Linked DNA regions of Homo sapiens: region 2 is linked to region 1. A link is a loop called in an ENCODE intact Hi-C map of the cell type or tissue named here. Cell type or tissue: sigmoid colon. All regions are shown on one strand. Links, peaks and the distances in the headings refer to the core of each region. The heading gives the core; the rest is flanking DNA.

The links. Peaks named below come from ENCODE experiments on the same cell type or tissue, not always from the same donor. Only the 100,000 strongest peaks of a DNase experiment are listed, where the experiment ranks them.
Region 2: it touches region 1 in a loop (2.9-fold over the local background); 10 of 110 quality-filtered maps call a loop at or near these places.

What each region holds. Positions count from the first base shown.
Region 1 is chr5:157,810,831-157,822,812 of GRCh38, reverse strand. CLINT1 (clathrin interactor 1) reads left to right here. Exons shown (of 12, transcript NM_014666.4): 2 at 5,266-5,370; 3 at 5,983-6,079; 4 at 8,520-8,628; 5 at 9,586-9,750. Among named protein-coding and RNA genes, the nearest start is that of CLINT1, 42 kb to the left of the region's middle. In sigmoid colon, for the core only: CTCF peaks have their summits at 1,971, 5,735 and 5,934 (motif pointing left); no DNase peak of the experiment used is centred there.
Region 2 is chr5:158,067,784-158,079,765 of GRCh38, reverse strand. It overlaps the pseudogene LOC100128898. Among named protein-coding and RNA genes, the nearest start is that of CLINT1, 210 kb to the right of the region's middle. In sigmoid colon, for the core only: a CTCF peak has its summit at 4,330 (motif pointing left); a DNase peak (open chromatin) is centred at 4,305; H3K4me3 peaks cover 531 bases.

The DNA.
Region 1 (11,982 bases), core at 1,685-9,684:
TATTTTACTGATGATTCTTAATGTAGATAAGAAGTATTGACTGCCTGTAAGTAAAAGCCTCATTTTAGCTTTTAATCAATTCTACCTCTAAAAACTGGACTGAAACTTACCAAGTAAAATAATTTGATATTATCTGAATGTCAAGTAGTCAAATAAGCAGAAAATGGAGAATAAAGAGGAGGGCTACGATGAACACTAATAATTTACAAACTGAATAGTTGACCCTTGACTAACTGAATACTGGCTGTGTTTACATAGCTCTAGAAGCATGTGTTAGTCCATTTTCATGCTGCTGATAAAGGCATACCCAAGACTGGGAAGAAAAAGAGGTTTAATTGGACACAGTTCCACATGGCTGGGGAGGCCCCAGAATCATGGCGGGAGGTGAAAGGCACTTTTTACATGGCAGCAGCAAGGGAAAATGAGGAAGAGGCAAAAGCAGAAACCCCTGATAAGACCATGAGATCTTGGGAGGGATAGCATTACATATGCCTCATGTAAATGACGAGTTAACGGTTGCAGCATACAAACATGGCACATGTATACACCTGCACGTTGTGCACATGTACCCTAGAACTTAAAGTATAAAAAAAAAAAAAAGACCATCAAATCTTGTGAGACTTACTCACTACCACTAGAACAGTATGAGGGAAACCGCCCTCATGATTCAAATTATCTCCCAACAGGTCCCTCCCACAACACGTGGGAATTATGAGAGTACAATTCAAGATGAGATTTGGGTGGGGACACAGCCAAACCATATCAAAGCATGTGTGCAAAACTTGAGGATGGTAACTTCTCGCAGTTGGCACTAAAGATCTAGTGAGTCAGTGTTGCTGAGTTGTGCAGAGTGAAGTTGCTGGAGTGTTCTGAGAAGCAAATGTGAAAATGAGTAAAAGCACTTTGGAAACAACAAACAGTTTCATAAACAATAATGATTGTGTCTATGGATTTTATTCTTGTATTCTTCATTCTTTGGTGATTCCTTCCATCTTTCATTCCCTCTCTTAACTTTCTTTTTGGCCTAATATTAGAGTCCGTTAAGATTTGGTATTGTTAGCCAGTTATACTGCTGAACTACCCAGTAGTTGTAACTGTTACATTTAAACAGTGTGATCCTAGTAATTACCTATCTTTATCAGGACAGAGAAACCTACTCTTCAAGTCACTCATTTTCAAGACTCTTGTTTTAAGCAAAGAGAAAGTTAATATGTTGAGTAAGCCTAGATAGAACACATGTGAGAAGGGCTCATTTTGTACTTTCTGGTGACTATTAGATTGTTCTGAAAATTACAGATACTATTTAAACTAGTGAAGAAATGTAAAAATTACAGCAACATTTTTTTTCCTGGTTTATGTTCTCTTGTGAAACAGCAGCATTTCTTAAAGTTATTTTTCTTCTTTTACTTTCCCTCCATTATTACATCTCATGTCTGTTTATGTTTGCAGAAATTAAATACAGATAAAAATCTGGAAATAAAAGGTAGTTATTGATGGTGACAGCAGAAATGTTAAAAATCATTAGATATTTTGTGGGTCAAGTTTTCTTTTGGTATTACTGTCAGACTGGTTTAAAATAATATACAGAAAATTTTTTTGGTGTTATCAAAGTATTCTTGGTTACCTTTAAGTGTTATAATGATAATTACATGAAAGGAAATGTAAGTAGAAAAGCCTGTATCCAAAGACTTTGAGCCTTCAACAGAAGGTCATAATAATGGTTGCCGGTACTTTAAAAAAAACAACAACTAAGTGTAAAGAGATAATTTTTTAAAATTTCAAGTTAGGAATCTCAATTTAGGATTGGTGAAAGTCCGTAAGTCACTTGTTTGACTGTAGTGTTAGTTTAAATGGTATGAAATTTATTGGGGAGGGGCGGTGTCTTTTTCTGTAATTTTGTTTGCAGATCAAATTCTAGACCTTTGTCTGGATTGTTGTGTGTGTGTTTAAGAAACCGTTGAGAGTGCCCCCTCTAGCGTCTGTGATATATTCTTAAAACATTTGTGTCAGAAGTTTTCAGAATTAAACTAGCCATTTTTTTCCTTTCAAATCTGGACATAATTTTTATTTTTATTTTTAACACGGAGGGATTGTTTTCTTTTTTAAAAAAGGTCACTGGAATTATGGGTAGGGCATAGATTGAGGGCAGTAGAAAACATGAGAAAGGAAGGATTAAAATGCCATTTCTACCTTTTTAGAAATAGTTATTTTTAAATGACCTGGAATAAGGCCAAACCATACAGTGTTGTTTTTAGTTTACATTTGTTTCTGAATTAGTTGAAGCTTAAAATACTTTGTCTTGGAATTCTTTATGCCATCAAATCTCATCTTGAGGGGGTTCTTTGCAGTTTCTGAAAGCAACAGCTTCATTGGAAAATAGCTTTTTTTGGGGGAGGGGAGTGGGAGACAGGGTCTTGTTCTCTGTAGCCTCAACCTCCTGGGCTTATGCAGTCCTCCCACCTCAGCGTCCTGAGAAGCTGGGACCACAGGTACACGCTACCACGCCCAGCAAATTTTTGTATTTTTTGTAGTGATGGAGTTTTGCCATGTTGGCCAGGCTGGTATCGAACTTCTAGGCTCAAGCAATCCACCTGCCTCATCCTCCCAAAGTGCTGGGGATTACAGATAGGAGCCACTGCACCTGGCCTGGAAAATAACTTCTAATAGATCTGGTTTCTTTGTGTAAGCGTTCTGTTATTTTTTTGTTTTATGTTTGCCATATCCTCCTGTGGATATACTTAATAACTATATTGTAAGTATGTTCTGATGGCTCCCATTGTTTTTCAACCAAAGAAATGAGGAGATTCTTAGATTATTGGCTCTCTGCCACCTCTCCCTCTAAACACAGCACTCACACAGGCCTTCAGCTAAGAATCTTGTGAAGGGTTACGGAAACAGAACCTTTCTTATTTGACCCATGGGCCTTTGTCGCTTGAACAAGGAAAGCAGTGTTCTGAAATCTACAGCATTTATGAAGGCTCTGGTAAAAATATTTCATGTACATGGACTGGAGATTAACTTCTTTCATCTTGTTCTCCAACAAATTAAACAATGCAAAGAGATTTCAAGTGCATTCTTGGTAATGAAATGCTTGGGTGAATTATAATCCTAATTGCTATTGTTCATTTTCACAGCTGCATTTTGACACTTTTAACTGCCTAAGCCACGCATTCTTCAGCCACCAGGATAAACAAAAGCATTCTGAAATTCATCATTTTGTGGCATCTTAAATTGTGAATCTGTTATTGGCTGCCTTAGTTTTATTTTGGTTCCATGGTTGATAAAATTAGGAGGAAAATTGTTCTTCTACATTTATACATAAAACTGTTGCAATAGAAGCATTACTGGATTTTAACGAAAATGTATTCCTTAGTGGTCTTAACATTTTTAAGGGGGGGTGGGCAGTGGAGATTGTGGATTTATTTTAGTCCTGGGGAAGGAATTTATATTTATTTTGTCACATTAATTGATATCTTAGGAGGCAGCTTTCTCCAAGATTTGAAAGAAAATAATAGGATTTTGCTTTTCTTCCATAGTAGAACAGTGTTCTGAATTTAAATCTGAAAGCCAGATTGATTCAGTTTTTTGGCAAGTCACACTTAAATGCATAATTGTTCCTTTAAAATTTGACCCAAACCTGTTTGTTGGTTTGTTCTTTAAACATGAAGAAATTGAAGTGTTTGTAATAAATTTGAAATTTATATTTAAGAGATTTGAGTGCCAATTTCAACCAAACCTTCCTTATTTTAAAAATAGAAGTTTTTGATGACTGAAAAACCATATAGCAAAAGTGGGGTATATGCATGTAATAGTTAACCAAATTCTGATTTTTCACTATTTCTAAGACTTAATGCTAAGTGGAAGAATTGAATTACCATATTCACAGACACCTGTTATAACAATTATTTGGTAATAATTGGAGCTTTCGATGTCAAATGAATACTACTATAGGATGTCACATTTTTGCAGTCTTTATTCTCAAAATGTCTTTGAATTCTTAAATTCATATAAGCATGAGAAATTCCATTTTAACCAAATATTTTGCCATCTCATGTCTTAATCTGATTTTTTCCGAAGTGAATTCTTTCATATAAAAATATTACATAATGTTTTGAAATACTCCTAATAGATGGTTATTTTATATATATTTCCTTTTGTTTTTTGGAGACAGGGTCTTGCTGTATTGCCCAGGCTGGGGTACAGTTGGGCGGTCATGGCTCCCTGAAGCCTTGACCTACTGGAATCAAACAATCTTCCCACCTCAGCCTCCCTAGTAGCTGGGACTACAGGTGCATGCCAACATGTCTGGCTAATTTTTAATTTTTTTTTTTTTTTTTTTTTTTTTAGAGACCAGGTCTCACTGTGTTGCCCAGGCTGGTGTTGGTTATTATATTTGATAGTAATAATAGCTAACATATATTGAGTACTTTCTATATGTCAGACACTGTGCTAAATAAACACCATTTGCTGTGCTAGCCTTTGAGGTAGTATTCTTATTTATTGGTTGAGGAAACTGAGATTAAGATAATTAAAATAATTTTGTCAAAGGTCACATAGTAAGTGATTGGAATCAGATCTTTCTGACTCCTGAGGCCCACGTTCTTGATCATTGCTGAAGACCTAAGGGAAAGTTAAGTGTCCATCGTACAATCTCCTGATGGAATATTATGCAGCCAGTAAAAGTGAGGGTTACAGTGAATATATGACATAGAAGTGCATATGATAGAGTAAATGAAAAAAGACTCAAGGATCACAGTTCAGTGTTTATAGTGGTTCTAAACATCTGTAGATATCTTTGATTTATTCTTTTAAAAATGTGATATAGATACTGTTCAGCTGTTACATAATTTTGCCTAATTTATAGAATTTCTATAAGCAGGAAACATAAGCCTGCATTGCATGTAAACCAGATCTGGTCAAGAAACTGACAACTTAGTTTTATAATAGACTCCAGCATGTTCAGTTTTTGTTTTTGTTTTTTTTAATTTGACCTTCAGCCATTTTTTACTGGACTTAATGCCAGCTCTAATGTAATCTCTCATCTGTATTCTTGAAGGCTAATGGTATAGTAAAATCTGCTTAAAGATAACTTAAGTGTGTTACATAGTGTCCTTGGGGTAGCTTGTGCACAAAAGATGTTTTCTCTCCCATCCTGTAGAGGTAGCTCATTAGGACACCCAGTAGTGTCATTATTAAGTTTTCATGTGTTTCTCAGTTTTGATGCTAATCTTTGTGCATGTGTGCGTGCATTTTTTTCCTCTACAGCACCAATGTTGTTATGAATTATTCAGAGATCGAGTCTAAGGTTCGAGAGGCAACGAACGATGATCCTTGGGGACCTTCTGGGCAACTCATGGGAGAGATTGCCAAGTAAGTGATAATTTGACTCAGCAGTGCAGAAAAAAATCAAAGCATCTTAACACAGAAATATGAAATTTGCTTTCAGATTTAAACTATTTGGCTGCCAAAATATAAATTTTGCATAATCATTCAGATAGTAATGTAGAGAGTTTCAGATACTAATGTGGAAAGTTTTATGCAATCCATTCCCCTTAAAAATTTGGCTCAAAAAAGAAACTCACAGTGTATCTTTTTTAATGAAGTTTTGAGATACACTGTAGCTCACCATGTAAAATTTTGACAAATGCATATAAAATAACTTGAAGTGAAAGTTACAAAAAAATTTTTCTGTGAACATCTGGGCCATTGTACCAGTGAATGAAGAGCTTGCAAAGTATATTAATTAATTTAATTAATTATTAATTGCAAAGTATTGATTAATTAGTGGGGCTTACATATGTGCCAGGTAGTGTATAAAACATAGGGAAAACATTTTCAAGGAAGTACATATCTTCTAAATTTTTTGAATTAAGTTTATTAATTTTTAAAAACTCTTCAGGGAAACACCAAATTAGAACAAGTCTGCCATCTACTGTCAAAATTAATATATTGCAGACTCTTAAAGAATGATTCTTTTTTCAGGGCTACATTTATGTATGAACAATTTCCAGAACTTATGAACATGCTTTGGTCACGAATGTTAAAAGACAACAAAAAGAATTGGAGAAGAGTTTATAAGGTATGGACACAAGTCTGCTTTAATTACTTGACATGTTGAAAACAAATGCTGGAAATTGAAGGTGTATATACATAGGTGATTTTGAAGTATATTAAATCCTAGAATAGAATAATCGAAAGCACATGAAAGAAGTAGATTTGTTATTTGTGTTCTATTTTCTAGTCATCATGAACAATTGTTCTGAATGAGAAATTCTTAATAATACTTCTAAATGTTGATTATTTCTTAAAATTTTTCCTACTAAAATGTTTGTGCATATCAAAAATAATGAATCTATAGTAGAGTAGTGTGCATGTTTAGTGTATGAGCAGTTAAGATGAATACCACAGTCTGATATGGTTTGTCATCGACATAGAAATTTACCTAATTTATGATAGTATTCTCACAGTATTTTGTATCCAAAATGTTCAAAATATAATTCTAATTTTAAACTTATGAATACGAACTTTTTATCAGATTCCTTTTGTTCTGATCTCATATAATGCAGAATTCTATAATAATATAGTCATCTATGCTTCTATAACCTACCATATTTTCTTGCTTCTTCAGAATGTTTTTCTTTGCTATCCAAAATGACATAGTTTGGCTTTTAGGATTGAAAATCTATGTGTTAGTTTCATTTTTTTTGTTGTTATTTCTTTCTGAAAACATTCAGTGTCATTCCCTCAGGTTGTATGGTAGGTGTGATGAAATAATTGAAATTTCTGTAAATTAAATTTGCTTTTAGTTTTTTGGTTTTTTAAAAATTCTTGGATAAACTCCTTTTTAAAAGTCGTATATACCACATAAGGACATTTTAGTCAATGATGGTCTGCTTATATGTCAGTGGTCCCATTGGATTATAATACTCTATTTGTTCTGTACCTTTTCTATGTTTAGATACAAAAATACTCAGCATTGTGTTACAGCTGCCTATAGTAGTCATTACAGTAACAATGCTGCACAGGTTTGTAGCCAAGGAGCAATAGGTTGTCTTATAGATTGTCAGTGTGTAGCAGGCCATACCATCTAGGTTTGTGTAAGTACACTCTATGATATTAATACAATGACGAAATTGCCTAATGGCACATTACGCAGAACATATCCCCATCATTAAGTGACACATGGCTGTAAATTACTGGTAGAAGGAGGTTTTGTGTCCCTCAGTTTTACCAACCTAACTAAATTTTTTTTGTTTTTGCCACCCCCTCCTTTCCGCCTAACTAGATTTTCATATACCTGATCAAGTGAGGTTTGTTCCAAGCATTGTTAAGTTCAAAATGTACAATTTATTATATAGTATATTCACAAAGTTTTGTAGGAGTAACTACTGTCTAATTCCAGAACATTTTTATCACCCTGTAAAGAAACCCTACACCCATTAGCAGTCATTCCAAATTTACATTTTAACAAAATTTAGTTTGGGGGTGGGGGTTGGTTGTTGTTTGTTTGTTTTTAAGACAGTCTGGCTTTGTCACCCAAGCCAGAATGCAGTGGCATGCCCTTGGCTCACTGCAGTCTTGACCTCCTGGGCTCAAGAGATCCTCCTGCCTCAACCTCCTAAGTAGCTAGGACTACAGGTGTGCGCCACAATACCCAGCTATTTGTGTGTGTGTGTGTGTGTGTGTGTGTGTATGTGTGAAGATGTCTATTTTGCAAAATTTTCTACCTTCAGGTTGTTTAAATTATTATTTTTTGGTAACAATCTTTTTTTTTTTTTTTTTGAGACAGAGTTTCTCTGTCGCCGAGGCTGGAGTGCAGTGGTGCGGGCTCAGCTCACTGCAACCTCCACCTTCTGGGTTCGAGTGATTCTTGTGCTTCAGCCACCTCAGTAGCTGAGATTACAGGCGTGGGCCACCATGCCCAGCTAATTTTTGTATTTTTAGTAGAGACGAGGTTTCACCATGTTGCCCAACCTGGTCTTAAATTCCTGACCTCAAGTGATCCGCCCACCTCGGCCTCCCAGGAAGTGCTGGGGTTACAGGCATGAGCCGCTGAGCCTGGCCACAACCTTTTAAAACAAAAGCCACATAATTAACCTCAAAATTAAATTTTATCTGGGGAAAATACTATAGGATTGTTTAATTACCAAATAATTTCTGGCAATTCACAGTTCCATAATGCTCAGATAAAAAGTAAAAACTGAGTCAGCTTTCTAAAACCTTATTGTCTATTTATATCAAGCATTCTGATATTTTGAACATCAGTGTTATTCTTTTAAGTCTTTGACACATAGTATCCAGTAGATGATTTATAATTATTTATCATGCTTAATATAAGAGGAACTTCAAATTGATTATGTAAGTTCTAGATTATGTGTTTAAAGTCTAATGTAAAGAAACCTCACCACCAGCATGAAGATTCTTTATTTGCTAATGTTAGAATTATTTTTTTTAACCATTTACCAAAGCTCTACTAGAATATATTTCATTAAATCATTTATTGCTTTGTATTTTTGCAGTCGTTGCTGCTCCTAGCTTACCTCATAAGGAATGGATCAGAGCGTGTTGTTACAAGTGCCAGAGAACACATTTATGATTTACGATCCCTGGAAAATTACCACTTTGTAGGTAAGCAATAGAAAAACCTTATAAGCAAATTAAAACAGTAGTTGGAGTTGTCAGTCACCTGAACCAGCTTAGAAGCTTCTCTGCTCTAATTAGAATGTGACTGTTGCTGGTTGTGTGACGAGTGCAGAATCCAAGACGTGGGGCCCTAGAGTATTAATTAGTGAAGACAAGAACTTGCAGAAAAGACTGGCTAATAACAACAGAACCAACACAACATGAGTGTTCGGGTTTATATTAAAATATGCACTGGAGACTGGTCCCCTGTGGTGTCCATAAAGGAATAGCTTTAATCATATGGGAAGAAAAGGTTAGAGCTCCAAAACACACACATCTGTTTGAAGCTGGGGTTTTTTTCCCTCCCACCAAATAATATTTACTGTGCAAAGGCAGCAAGGCCACAGTGTGTTTTGAATGTGAAAGAGGCTAGAAAATGAAGCACATTTCATTTTGTAGCGTACCCCACTTGTAAGCACTTTAAAAATTCAGTTTTTGAGCTATGCTAAAACCTCATAATTAGTGTTCCAGACGTGTACTGGGGAAACCAAGACATTTGTGTGCTTTTCAGTTATTAACATGCTAAAGTGGTTCTTCTTTTGATTTGTTTTCTTAAAATATGATAGAAAAACACAATAGCACTTATGGATATGTCTATTTTGTGTGGTCATCATCAGTAATCCTTTTTAGGTCAATCTTTAATTGACCTTGCATAGTACCATTATCTGTGGTCCTTTTTAGTTCATCTTTACATGCTCTTATAAGCCAAAATTCCATTTTAGAACTTAGAATTTGCTGAAGAGGAAATGACAAAGTTAAATAGCACAACTTGCCCCTTTCTATTGTTTTTTAAATATTGAAGTTTCTTATGTTGAAGTTTTTGTGTCTTTTTTTTAATCTTAAAGAGCTTGATACATATTAAGTGAATTCTTAGGTTTTGCTTATCTCTTACCATCCTCATAGATGAGCATGGTAAGGATCAAGGTATAAATATTCGACAGAAGGTGAAGGAATTGGTTGAATTTGCCCAGGATGACGACAGGCTTCGTGAAGAGCGAAAGAAAGCAAAGAAGAACAAAGACAAGTATGTTGGGGTTTCCTCAGACAGTGTTGGAGGATTCAGATACAGTGAGTATCAAAGACAAGCTGACACCTAAGCATCAGCTTAGCTTCTTGAGTATATTTTAAGAATCAGTGAAATACCAAAGACCAAAATGCTAATTTTCTTTTCTAGGAATACATAGAATACTAAAATACACGCAGTACTAATCTTGACTTCTACTATCACATGAATCTTCCTATTTTTAACTTGTGGGTTCGGCAATAGGATTTTAACCATTAATGGCTAATTAAATGACTGCATATTTTGAGGTGTCATACAGAGATTAAAACAGATATATGCCCTTCCCTCTTAGGATTGCCATTTTAAAAAGAAGGGGGAAGAAAGTTTCTATAACTCAGAGTTTAGAGTATAAAAATAAAAAGTTTGATCAGGAGATCCATCTTTCTAATTTGAAACCAATTTAGCTGTATTTTTGGCCCAAACCAGATAAGCTTCCTGACAGTCATTCCAGCCTCAGTCTCTCTTTCTTTATTTAAGCATTGCATACTTTGACATATAAAAGATGACTGACGATACTCGCAGTTTTTCATCTAGGCCTATTGTTTTGTTTATTCTTCCCAGTACACTTAAGAGCAGCTAGAACATTCATCTTTCATGTTTATTTTTAATATAATAATATAGTTTCTCTAAAATAGGGCATAGGTGCTTGAAGCAGATACACAAAATAGGAACTGTCTTTCACGGCATGTCCCTTTGGACTTGTTCTGTCTTCTGTGAGCTCTGACAATCTCTTGCTCATTTTGTGTATGTGCAGACTGGCCAGTGCTGTGTATCTTAGCAGCTGTTCACTGAGGCTCTCCAGCTCCCCCCACCCATATATGTTTATATTTGGATTATATTGAGCTCTCATATCTCCTTCAATGGAACCATGTAAAAATCTTAACATATAAAATATCCTTACTCATTTATTCCTCTGCTTTCCCACTCTCAAAGAAAAAACACTGCGTTTAGTTAGCTGTTTAAGGATGTTTCTAACAGCAGAAAAATTCCCTTTTTTATATTGAAGCATCAAATACAAGTTAGTTTTTTCTTTTTCTTTTTTTTAAATAGGGCTAACTCATAGGCAGTGCAACCAGAGTCGGCCACAAGTTAGTTTTTGAATTGGGCAAAAATATTTCTCCTAAAGCATATAAATAATGTTTTGAAGTTTCTATTTGGGGAAGTCCAAAGTTTTTGGATTATTTACCCAAGTAGTAACTTTATTCTTCAGGTTTTTCAAAGTAGTTGTAGCAACTTAATGTGTTTTTAATAGAAATTGCTATTTGAAACTTATTTCCACACTATTCTTGCTTGTATCTTTCTTTTTGCCAGCATGATATATAATTATATCAGCTAAACTTAGAAAATTGAATACGTTTTCAAACTCAGTCACAATGCACTAACTGCAGCATCTGTATTAAAGATAGAGTTGGATATCCTGTGTGTTTGCATCACATCCTTTTGCTAAGTTATTGTTCATGGTTTATGTTATTCAGACTTAACTAATCACTCTTAGCAGTTTTGTGTTTTTTCTTTTTCTTTTCTTTTTTTTTTTTTTTGAGGATTCTTGCTCTGTCATCCAGGCTGGAGTGCAGTGTTACCATCTCAGCTCACTGCAACCTCCGCCTCCCGGGTTCAAGTGATTCTCCTGCCTCATCCTCCCAAGAAGCTGGGACCACAGGCGTGAGCCACCATGCCTCGCCAATTTTTGTATTTTTAGGGTTTCGCCATGTTGGCCAGGCTGGTCTTGAACTCCTGACCTCAAGTGATCCAGCCACCTTGGCCTCCCAAAGTGCTGGGATTACAGGCATGAGCCACCGCACCCGGCCAGTTTTGTGTTTTTTCATTCTGACATTAGATAATGTCTTGCCAATATCCAGTATCTTTAGCAGTAATTCAGTATGATGTTCACCATGCCATGCTAATCAGTTTGGTTTTCATCCACTTCCATTTTTCGTGTAAATTTGTTTCTTTCCGAAGTCTGGTTCATCACACTGTTGTTGAAATGTACATACACATTGTTGGAAAATCACTTTTTTTAAAAAAACCATCCTGGTTTAAATTTTGTCTAGAAAACTTCATTTTGTCATGTTTTCTTTAAGTTGATGGTCATTTCCAGATTCAGTAAATATGTTAAAATCCTTAAACATGTAACAGAAAATTTTAGCCTTGCAATTTTAGGAGGCAATTCAGCAAAATCGTTTTGTTCAATCTCCAAAGGCTATGTATCCTTTTAGATCCTGTAAACAAAAGTTCAA
Region 2 (11,982 bases), core at 1,291-9,290, 260 kb before region 1:
GATGCCCAAGATAAACACATTCTAAGGCATGAGCAAGAACGGTTTGCCACAATCAAAATCGCACAAAGATGAAGATGCTCTCTTGAGCTTACCGATTCCATGCCCAGAATCTAAATAATTTTCTCAAAATGGCCGTCTCTTCTTACTGGATTTCTCCATGAAGCTTGGGGGGATGTTAGTTAAGCCTGAGGCAGACAGTGGAGGCAACCCTCTGAGACAGCACAGGAGCCTTCTAAATGAGCTAGTTCTCTTTTGGCAAAATATAAAACAGGTCTGTGAATCTGGCACCACCACGCCTCTCAACGGGGGTTGAGGTCCATCTTCAGTAAGAGTCGTCACAAGGAGATAGGATGAGGGCCAGTGAGGGGCACCAGCATCAGTCATCAAAGAAATTGCTGCTTGGCTGTCTAAAGAAACATAATGGAGAAATGGGGAAGTGAGTGGGGAACTGAGACCCTGTGTGTAGGGAGACTGCTGCAGTGCTTAATTTAAAAGACCGTGAAAGGCCCAAAATCTCTCTCCAGAGGACCGGAAACAGCACTCTAAAATCACATGCATAAACTTGCCTTTGTTTAAGGTGGTGCTTCTCACACTGAGCCCCATGTTTGTCCTGAGGACTCTGTATACACTTTCTCCAGGACCTGAGAGTTTCAAGAAGATTTTTTCATCATGTATTCTTACTTCAGCGATAATTTTAAAAGGAGGAAAAGAAAAAGTTCCAGCGACTGTAACGCCAAAACTTCTCCTTAGCACTGACAATTTGCAGTGGAAAGTTTCTTAACTAAGAGGCAGTTGTCTTCTCTGGAGTCGAGATAATACTTTTCCTTTAAAAAGGGGCCATATATTTAAAAACAAAACAAAACAAAAAAGGGTGATCCTTCCCACACCCAGCCCAAGCCAGGCATGACAGTTTTTCTGCCTCAGCAACCTGGGAGCAAGCAGGGTAGGAGGCTACTGGTCCCCTTAAGCCTGAGCAGACTCATGGTCACTGCTAACCAAGAATAGAAATTTCATGAACCCATGACCCAGCCTCCAAGGCAGCCTCGGTGGCAGTGATCTGCCTCAACTACCAGCAAGGGACACCCCACAAGGTATTTCTGAGGGAGACAGTCAAACAAACCAGCACGGAGGATATCCCAGGAAAAGGACATAAGTATCACCTCAAATGTTCTGTGGAATAAGTTATTCTAAAACAAATTGCAGTGAACTGCATAGCTGAATCGCCTTACCCTGCAGTGGGACAAGATACTGTACCAGAAATCAACATCACATGTGAAGGAGAAATGGAAAGAGCCCAGATAAAGAAAACAACACATCTGATCAAAAACTCAAGTCCATGAAGGAATCACTAGAAGCACAAAATATTCCAGACATTTTGAGAAATGTATCTCCAAAACATGAAGCCAGGTCAACATTTAGCCTGGGTTGCCTGTGGTTATGTAACATGGCAAAATTCTGGTGAAAACACGTGATATAAAAGTGGTAAAAATTAAACTGTCAAGGAAATGCAAAAAAATGATGACTTTATCGAATAGACTATACCATTCCACTTCATGACATTGCATCCCAGGAGATTGATTCCTTGGCAAATGCAAGTTCTTTGGCACTGACAAGATGGTGCTGAGGTAAAATGTAATCGCTGTCTGCCAAGGGAAGTACAAGCGGAATAAACAGAAACCCTAACACTAGGATGAAGAATAAACATGCCTGTGAATGTGTGGATGCCAGTCTTCATTGGTATCCAGCTAAAGGGGCCAACCATATCTCAAAGTGTCACTTTGTATAAATGTCTTGATTATAGTATAGAACTATATAGATTCCATAATACAAGGTGTCACTACGTAAAAAAGTCTTCATAACAGTAATAGTGGTATGTATATCCCACAATAAAATGTTTCCATTTCCAACCTCAAAAAAAGGAAAAAGAAAGAAAATATGGTATATACAGAGAGTGGAATACAATTTAGCCATAAAAAAGAATAAAATCCTGTTATTTGTGGCAACATGTATGAGCCTAGCGGACAATATGTTAAGTGAAGTGTCAGGCACGAGAAGACAAATACCACATGTTCTCCCTCCTACATGGAAACTTTTTAAAAATATGCTTATAGAAGCAGAGAGTAGAACTGTGGTTTTTAGAGGCTGGGAAGGAGGGGGAGAGGGGAGGATAGGGAGATGCTAGTTAATAGACACAAAACTGCATAGAAGGAAAGAGTTTCCATATTCTGCTACAATATAGGGTGAATGCGGTTAGCTATAATTTAGTGTATATTTTAAGAAAACTGGAAGAGAGGATTCTGAATGTTCACAACACAAATGATAAATGTTTGAGATGATGACTATGCTAATTACCCTGATTTGATCATTATACATTGTATACATGTGTGAAAATATCACTCTCTATCCCATAGATATGTACAATAATTATGTGTCGAATAAAAAGAAAAAGAAAAAAAAAGTCCATATATTACACAGGTTTAAGAAGTTCTGGTTTTAAGCATTGTCTTTTCAGGAAAGTGGGGTAAAATGTGAATGTTCCCATCAGTTCCCATCATAGGCGGTGCCTGTGGCACCACTCTAAACTTGAGCTGTGTGTTCCAACTGCCAGTGTGAACACCAGCATCCCATGAGCCCCAAATGCAAACTGGCTTCAGACTTCTGCTCTTCTCTTTCTAAACCCCATCCATTTTTCCAGGCCTGACTTCTCCCTGACCTCATTCAACATATCTTCTGTGCCATATACTTTACCACTTTCCCTAAACTGTTTGAATTACTCACCATTGATCAACCTGTATTCCTCTTGTCTACCCAAGAATATTGTAAGATCCTGTGGGTACACCCTAGAAGAGCACGTGCCGTTAATAATAATTTCTCTTATTTTCAACAACTACAAAGCACTTTCATGCCTAGTCTCTCATTTTACTCAAACGTCAATCCTATTGGGCAAATTGGACAGGAATTACTAGAAACTTCTATCAAGATAAGGAAACTGAGGTCCAGAGAAGTTTGGTAATTGAATTTGAACCCATTAAGTGAACTCACAAACATGCTAATAAACTCTGTAATCTTCTGACCTCCATACTGATCTGAGGGTCTGTTTGATATTACATGATTTTCCTTAAAACTGTTCTTCAAAGAAATAGTGGACATCCAGTCCAGCAACCTCACTGCCGAGCCTTCATAATACTCATCCAGGTTGTAATTGTATAGTTATTTTCTGATTATAAGCCTGATCCAAAGTGAGTGCTTAATAAATATTTGCTAATGAATGAATTCTACCTCCTGCGCTGACTCTAAGTTTTAGTAGAGTGATGGCAAACCTGCTTTGCTCATTATCAAATCCCCAGCTCCTAACTAGCGCCTCACACAGAGTAGGCCTTTATGAAATATTTATTGATAAACAAATGAACCAATCAATTAGTCAATGCCTAAATGCCCTCCTTTGAAAAGCATCCATGAGGCCCACAATCAGATTTCTTTTAAAAATCTACTTTCTGTTAACCCCCCAAACCAGGGCAGTGAACCCAAAACAGAATAAAATTACTTCTAAAATGAACTGTTACCCAGTTGCAAATTGGCTCTGGCTGCTGCTGCTGCTTCTCCCCCATTGACACTCTTTTCAGGCAGCGATTTCAGGTGATGGCATTATCATCAGCGGAATTCAATAAAGCGGCTGGCTTCCCCGCCCCCCACCCCCCCATCCATGTTTATTTTCTATAATCCGTCTTACAGCGGGAGACCATTACCCAGTCAAACAACGTTCAATTTCATCGGCATTACCGCTTCAAGGAAACAGGCAGAGGGTTCGCACAAACGTGTGTGTAGTAAATTTAGTCTTTTAATAGGTTCATTCTTTATTAGGTATTTATTTCGGGAGGCAAAGTCCTAATTAGATTAAGTGGAGAAGCTAAAAAGCTATGGAAACCCACAGAGATATTCCAGAATTAGATGGATTTGGTTTAGCTTTCCAGTTTCCCCTTTATTTTCTTCAGTTGGCTGGAGAAATCCACACAGCAATCTCCAGCCCCTCAGATAAGAGTTTGTGAAATGAAACCCTGCCAACGTTTTGTGTGAGGAAGTCGCATTTGTCTTTCTCCTGCGCAAAGTTATGTGGGACTAGAATCGAGGAAAAAGCAGCTCCCAGAGCCAATGGTGAACCCAATTTACTGTGGCAGATGAATATAACAAAGGTGGTGGTCTAGATGTTTGGCCTCAAGGCACAATTCAATTTTCAGCTGTTTCAAAGCTATTATGTCAAAGGCTGTTTGCATAAACATAAAGTTGCCGGGGTGATCTTGGGCAGGCGGGAGTGGAGACGTCTGCCCTCTACTGCTCAAAATGGAGATAGCGGCTGGACGTCCCCTCAACCCAGAATTAGAGCTACAAAAACTTCAGCTGTCTCCCAAATAACAGGCCATCTCCAGAACCTTCTGAAACTTTTTCTCTCAAGCTTTAAAACCAGAGTGATTATTCAGTTTTGTGTCGAGGGGGGAAATGCAGTAGACTGAGGATGTGATGAGTTGATGGATGATGTGGGAACCTATGAAAAAGCTATTTCCCTTCTTAGAATTTGAAAGAAAATTCCTTTCACCCGCCCATCCACCCACACGTATATATTTATATCATCACATTGATATTTAATATGTTTTTTAACATAGAAAGCAGAAACAGACAATGACTCACAGGAAACAAATCAATACATTTCAGAATGGGCTAAAAATGTCACCATAAAAAAATGCTTAATGTTTATGAGGGCAAGTGTAGGGGCATATCTTCTCAGTTTCATGTTGGAATTTAGTAATTTCCTCATGTTTTGCCTCTCTTTGTTCTTCTCTTTAATGAAAACTGTGCCAAGCTATATGGTAAGCACCTTACGCTCTCAGAGAGACACCAATAACGTGTAAATGTTCCTTCTAAATACAGATCTTTTTTGGTGAAATACAGCATGGGCCACTGCTGGGGGGGACTTTTCAGATGGGGTCCCCCAGACAAAGAGGAAGGTCAAATGCAAATAGGGGGAAGATGTGGTCTGAGAGACACTGATGTAAAATCCAGTCAGTCCAGAACCAAACCTGGAGCAGAAAAACACCCATCAGATGATATTGATTCCAAATGGCACAGAATTAATCCCCAATTTGATTTTGTAAACTAATGTTCCTATATCCAGAGTTATCCTTAAAATGTTTTATATTGTAAAATGTCCAATCTTTGTTCATTACGGAACACAAAATATTCCCTCGGGACACCCAGGTACCAAATAAGGCCCTGGCATGAAGACTGGATGATATAAATACATACATGGTGTTCACAGTCCAGTGAAGTTTATAGTTCAGTGAAAGAGACTGTCATTCATCAGATAAAACAATCCAGTCATTAATTACAAAATGAAGGTGATTAAAAAATGGTGCTCATAGGCCGGGCACGGTGACTAACGCCTGTAATCCTAGCACTTTGGGAGGCCAAGGCGGGTGGATCACCTGAGGTCAGGAGTTTGAGACCAGCCCGGCCAACATGGTGAAACCCTGTCTCTACTAAAAACACAAAAACTAGCCGGGCATGGTGGCAGGCACCTGGAATCCCAGCTACTCAGAAGGCTGAGGCAGGAGAATCCCTTGAACCGAGGAGGCAAAGGTTGCAGTGAGCTGAGATCGCACCATTGCACTCCAGCCTAGGTGACAAGAGTGAGACTCCGTCTCAAAAAAAAAAAGAAAAAAAAAAAAGATGCTCATAGAGCATGTTTAATAGGATACCTGCACTAAGACAATCCCTATTATGGCAAAATAATTGTCTATAATAATTTTTTAAAATCTAATTATTGGTGTGTTTCCTCATTCTCTAGGCACTGTCTGAGGTCTTCATATGGTTTTCTCATTGAATCCTCACCGCACCCCATGAGGTAAGCATATTATTCCATTTCACTGATGAATAAACTGAGATTTAAAGAAGTAACATAACTCGTCCAAGAGCATACAGCTAGTAGGTGGCTCATAACTGTCTAAGTCCAAACTCAACACGCTTCAGTGCTTCCTGCTTTCTTAGTTATCTAACTATTCTAGAAAATTCAGTCAATGAGTTTGAGAATCAACACATTCACATTAAGCAGAGCTACTGTATTTTCTTAAAGTTTCACAAACCAAAAAGAGTTAACTATTTTTAAGAAATGGAGGAATGGGTGCTGACAGCTGGGGTAGTTAGTAGACAAGTGTGGTTTCTAAGGCCAGACTGCTTGGGTTCAAATCTCAGAACTATCAGTTACTATCTGGGTGACATTGGGGCAAGCTTCTTCATCTTCCCATACTTAGGTCTCCTCACTTGTGAAATAGGAATGATAATAATAATAATAGGATCTACCTTGTGGGCTTTTGTATTTGACACACTTAGAACAGTATTTGGAAGACAGTACGTACCCTTCAGGTGCTTCTGCATTTTGGATTTATGATGAAAGCACAGATGATGGTCTACCTCAAGGGAGCCGAGAAGATTAAATGAGGTAACATTTGTAAAGTGCTTAGAACAGTGCCCAGAACTGTGTAAGGGATATGTAACTGTTGAATGAAATCCTTCCCTGGCTGCCCATGACTGGGAAGAGGACTAGGTAGCCACAATCACCCTGGAGTCAGGAATCACCACTTTGAGATGAACCAGACACAGGTCCCCATCTAGATGGTCGAGGCCAAAGGCTTTGATCTAACTGAAGAATGGTCTTATGTTGCACAGTAATTTGCATTTGTTAGCTAAGCCTCCAGTGTTGGGATTCTGCAGAACTGCTCTGTGTGGAAAAAAATAACTAAATCACAAAAGGCAAGGGGTTCTTTGGTTTCTTCCCCCATTCCCACATTCCCAGTGGTCTGCCTTACCCCCCACCACACCCACACACAGAAACAGGAACTCAGGCTGTGAGTGAACTCGTGTCTTCCCAGTTGGTACATTAAAGGATAGGAAGGCAGGACAGAATAGTAATTAGGGACATGAAATTCAGAGGCAGGAAAAATTGGGGTCAAAATTCAGTTCCACTTCTTAAACAGAGATGAAAACAGTATTTTTCTCACAGGTTTGATGGAAGAATGAAATATGATAGTATAAAAAAGTGCTTATCACTTAAAATAAAATAAAAATAATAACAGCCAGTATTTATTGAGTGCCAACAGTGTCAAGAGCCTTCTATACCACATTTATGCCTCCCAACGACCTAGCACATATATGGCTGTTAGTCCCATTTTACAGATGATGTTTGGGATAATTGAGTCATTTGCTGCTACAGCCAGGATTTAAAGTCAAGTCTGACTGGGGCTGGGACATACTATTCTGTAAATGATAGCTGTTATTTCCCTTTGTGTCATCAATTCCTCAATTATTCAAACCATTAAATTTTTTTAATTTTTAAATTTGTGGGTACACAGTAAATGTATGTATTTATAGGGCACATGAGATGTTTTGATACAGGCATGCAATGCATAATAATCATATCATGGAAAATGGGGTATCTATCCCCTCGAGCATTTATCCTTTTTGTGCTACAATCCAATTACACTTTTAGTTATCTCAAAATGTACAATTAAATTATTGTTGACTATAGTCTCCCTGTCTAGCAAATGCTGTCTTATTCTAACTACTTTTTGTACTCATTAGCCATCCCTACCTCCCCTTCAACCCCTTCACACCCCTTCCCCTGGTAACCAACCTTCTGTTCTCTACGTCCATGAGTTCAATTGTTTTAATTTTTAGATCCCACAAGTAAGTGAGAACATGTGATGTTTGTCTTTCTGTGCTTTGCTTATTTCACTTAACATAATGATTTCCAGTTCCATCTGTGTTGTTGCAAATGACAGTATCTCAATCATTTTTGTGGTTGAATAGTACCCCATTGTGTATATGTACCACATTTTCTTTGTCCACTTATCCGTTGGACACTTAGGTTGCTTCCAAATCTTAGCTATTGTGAACAGTGGTGCCACAAACATGGAAATGCAGGTATCTCTTCAATATACTGATTTCCATTAAATATTTCATAGGTGCCTTATTTGTGGAGCCCGGGCCTGTGAGGAAAACCAGGCAGGATAACACATGGTTCTTACCTTCATGGAGCTTTTAGTTTTATTGTTTAGACAAGACACAACACCTGATGATTTACTGCTCCCATCTCCATATCATCCCAGATATAACCAGAGTCTTCTACATAAGATATTCAACTTTCTCCCTCACAGTAGACTCCCAAACACCACATGTGTGCTATATGGAGTTAATATCATTCACCATCAGTATATTAGTTAGGAGTTCTGAAGCTAATTCAATGTATTTGGGGTATGATGGTGAAACCATATATTTACCACTCTATGTGCTTAGCATAGAGATCTATTATTTTCCCCCTAATATCTATACATCCTTCTCCAAGTGATAGTATCCCAACTTTGCTCTGGAGCCTCCCATTCTCAGTCCATGAGCTTTGGGGAAAGTTGCTTCCACTCCAGGCTCCAACAGGAAGGGGTTGCTGAGCACTAATGTAACCTTGGCCAATCAAAAAGCTGCATTCTTCAAGCTAAACAATTGGTTCAAGGCTGGGCTTGTAATCTAATCAGCACCAAAGAGGCTTTTTCTGAGAGTGATGAGAGAAAAGCATCATGTTTTCCCCTGGGTCTGCTAGCAGTAAGGAGAATTTGAGTCTAGAGCTTCCAGGGCCATCACCAGGAACCTGGGAATGAAGCCAGCGTGCAAGAGACACAGCTGAGAAATGAAGAGAAAGCAGGTCCTCATGACATCAGCTGAGCCCTTGGACCATGTCACTCCTGAAACATACCACTGGAGAGAGACAGTTTGCACTTTTCTATAGAAACTTCTTCTCTACTTAAGCCAGTCTGAATTAGGTATGTATCACTTTCAACCAAATTAACCTGTACTTAGAGTGTTCAATAGATATAATGCATATTATTAATAGTAGAAGTGGAAACTGGCTGTATATATAGTCTTCTACACTTGTCATCTGTATCACTGGCACATCCCTGTGAAGTTTCTCTCTAGAGTTGGGAGTGGTTTCTAAAAAATCAAATGAGGAAAATCTGCATCAAAAACTGAGTGTGAACAAACAAATTCCACTAAGCCTTGACTCCAGCAATGCAAAACATAATGTTGGCTTCAGCATCCAACAGGTATAAATTCTATGCTCATAAGACAAAATCATGTAAGAACAAGACTTCTGTGTGCAATTTATGTTGAACCAAAGTAACTTAATTTCTTAATCCCCAAGCAACCAATTTGAGAAAAGCAAAGCATAAAACCTAAAGAAGCTTTCTTTTCAGGAATGCAGACAGTGTGAGTGAAAGCAGTGTGTTTTTAAACAGGATGGTTGTGAGAAATTCACTGATGTGTTTTTCCTTCCTGTTTTTTTCTCTTTCCTTTTTCCTGTGTCCAATCATGGACTGAGCCCTGTGCTTTCTTGCCTAAGGGAAGCTTTGTAAACTGTAAAACACTTTCTTCCCTGGCTTTTGTTTTCAAAAGGCTGCACTGGTCATGGTGGCAACATGGCAGCCCGTGGGTATTTTACTTTGCCCTACACAGAGTAATTTTAAATGCGTAAGCCAACATTTAATCCAAAAGAGATCACTCATTTTAAAAAACTGGATTTCTGACTTTTCTTGGAAAATCAGAAGACACAGCAGCACAGGTCAGCATGGCTGACAGCAGTTCACCAGGAATGAGTAGCAGCCTCTTTACACGGACCAAGTGCTTTCTAATGTTCCAAGCCCCTGCCAAGCTCCTGTGCTCACTTCCATTCCTATCTGGCCTCTTCAGGCACTTAAATTTGCAATTCTTCATCTAAACCTACAGAAGAGAGTAAGCCAGGAGCCCTAGGAGATAGGAAAGTAGAGTTGCAGACTAGAGGAAATTCCTCTAATGAAAGTAAGAAGAGAAATAAATTTTTTCAAGATTAAGGAGGATATTCCCAAAGGCTGAGAGAGAAGACAAGAGGGATTTCGGACTCTGAGCAGCAGTGAACCAAGGGGACTGGCTGGTTGTGTTCCAGAGAAATAGCAAGATTTCAGAAAGGAATGGTTGTGTCGCTCTCTACTTTGACAGTGATTTTCTTATTCCAACTGTGGCACAAAAGCAGCAGGCCAGGAATCACATCTCATAGAATGGGCTAAAGAGTATCTCAGCATCCAAGGCTCACTAATGGCCTATGACCTGGGACCCTCCCAAACCCTTTGACTCTATTGCAGACACCCTTAGTCCTTCTGGGGATGGGGGAAAAGATGGTCTCTTGGACTAAGCAAGACTGAAGTTCTAGCTCACCAGGGAAATGGGGTTTGGATTGTTTTTAAGGAAAAAAGACTACAATATTTCTTGAGCATATGAGATTGAGAACTGCTACAATTTGAAAGTGCTCCAGTAAGTCACATGCATACCCCGACCCCCGCACTCCAACTAAAAAAAAAAAAAAAAAAAAAAAAAAGTTCTTTCTCCCTTGGTTTTTCTCTGGTTTGTTTTTTTGTTTTTAATACTTCTGGGCGAGTTTTCTGAGATGGCCATTCCTGTTTGGCCCAGCCCTATGGCTGCCATGGCCTTGGCCTACAGAAGCCTGAGTTTTAGAGTGTCCTTAGTCCCAGGATGTTTGGAAGTTTCTGTTGCTCTGACCTGGACACTGTGATCCTGACACAGAGCAACAATCCCCACATTCCTCACATACTGGAAGAAGCCCAGTTGATAGCTTCTTAGCTGACAATAGAGTTCATCTGAGGCAAGTCTGCAGAATGGGACGTCAAGATACACCCTGTGATCTCTCTAGAAGTAAGAAGAAAAGTGTAGTTTTCTCTGGTTGCTCAAGAAGCAATGTTTTCATGTGGGCATCAAGAGCACCAGCTTTAAAGTCAGACAAACCAAGGTCGGATCCCGGCTCTGCCACTTATTGGCTTTTTTTAACCTTAGGCAGCCTCAGTTTCCTCAGAATAATAGTACTTGCTTCTCAGATCTGTTGGGAGGATTCAATGAGATAATGGATAGAAACTGTCTAGTTCAATACCTGTTCATAGTAAGAACTCGACAAAGGGTTAGCTGTTAAAATAATTAATGGAAATCAGCCCAGGCCCCCCGGGAATTCAGAACTTGGATAATGAAACCAGCTAAACCAACATCTGCCCAGTGATTTCATCTATAGAACATACATTAAAGAAAACAAAGGACACAGCACCAGCACGTGGCTGTTCCAGACTCTGCTAAATCCAATATAAATATTGATTTTCTCCTCACTGCCAATAGGAAAGAACCAGAGCTTCGCTGCACTCAAGGAAGATAGAAGCCAATAGATGTAAGGTGTCTAAGAAAGGAATTCCACAGGGCCCGTTGTCAGCTGTTCCAGAGAACATGAAGGAGCCAAGCAGAAAGAAAATATTGGCCTAAAAGCAAATCAGCCAGGGGAGCGAAACAGGCCAGAGCCATCGAACAAAATTGTGGGCCAGGCATGGTGGCTCACACCTGTAATCCCAGCACTTTGAGAAGCCAAGGTGGGCAGATCACAAGGTCAGGAATTCGAGACTAGCCTGGCCAACATGGTGAAACCCTGTCTCTACTAAAAATACAAAAATTAGCCAGGCATGGTGGTGCATGCCTATAGTCCCAGCTACTCAGGAGGCTGAGACAGGAGAATCACTTGAACCTGGGAAGTGGAGGTTGCAGTGAGCTGAGATTGCGCCACTGCATTCCAGCCTGGGCGACAGAGCAAGACTCCGTCTCAGAAAAAAAAAAAAAATTGTAAAGACCAAGGTTTTGTTCAGCCTTTTGTTATTCTCTTTTTTGATATATTAGGGCATACCCTCCTGACTAGGCACCCAGCGATTCATGCTGCCCTTTTGATGGCCAGCTCTGGAAGTCAGTGACATTCTGTCTCAAGCAAACTCACTCTGAACCTTCAAGGAACACCCCCGTCCCCCGTCAAACCTGCCACGTGTTCCCTTTGCTTCAGGTTCTGCTCCCTCCTTACTAATCTGAAAA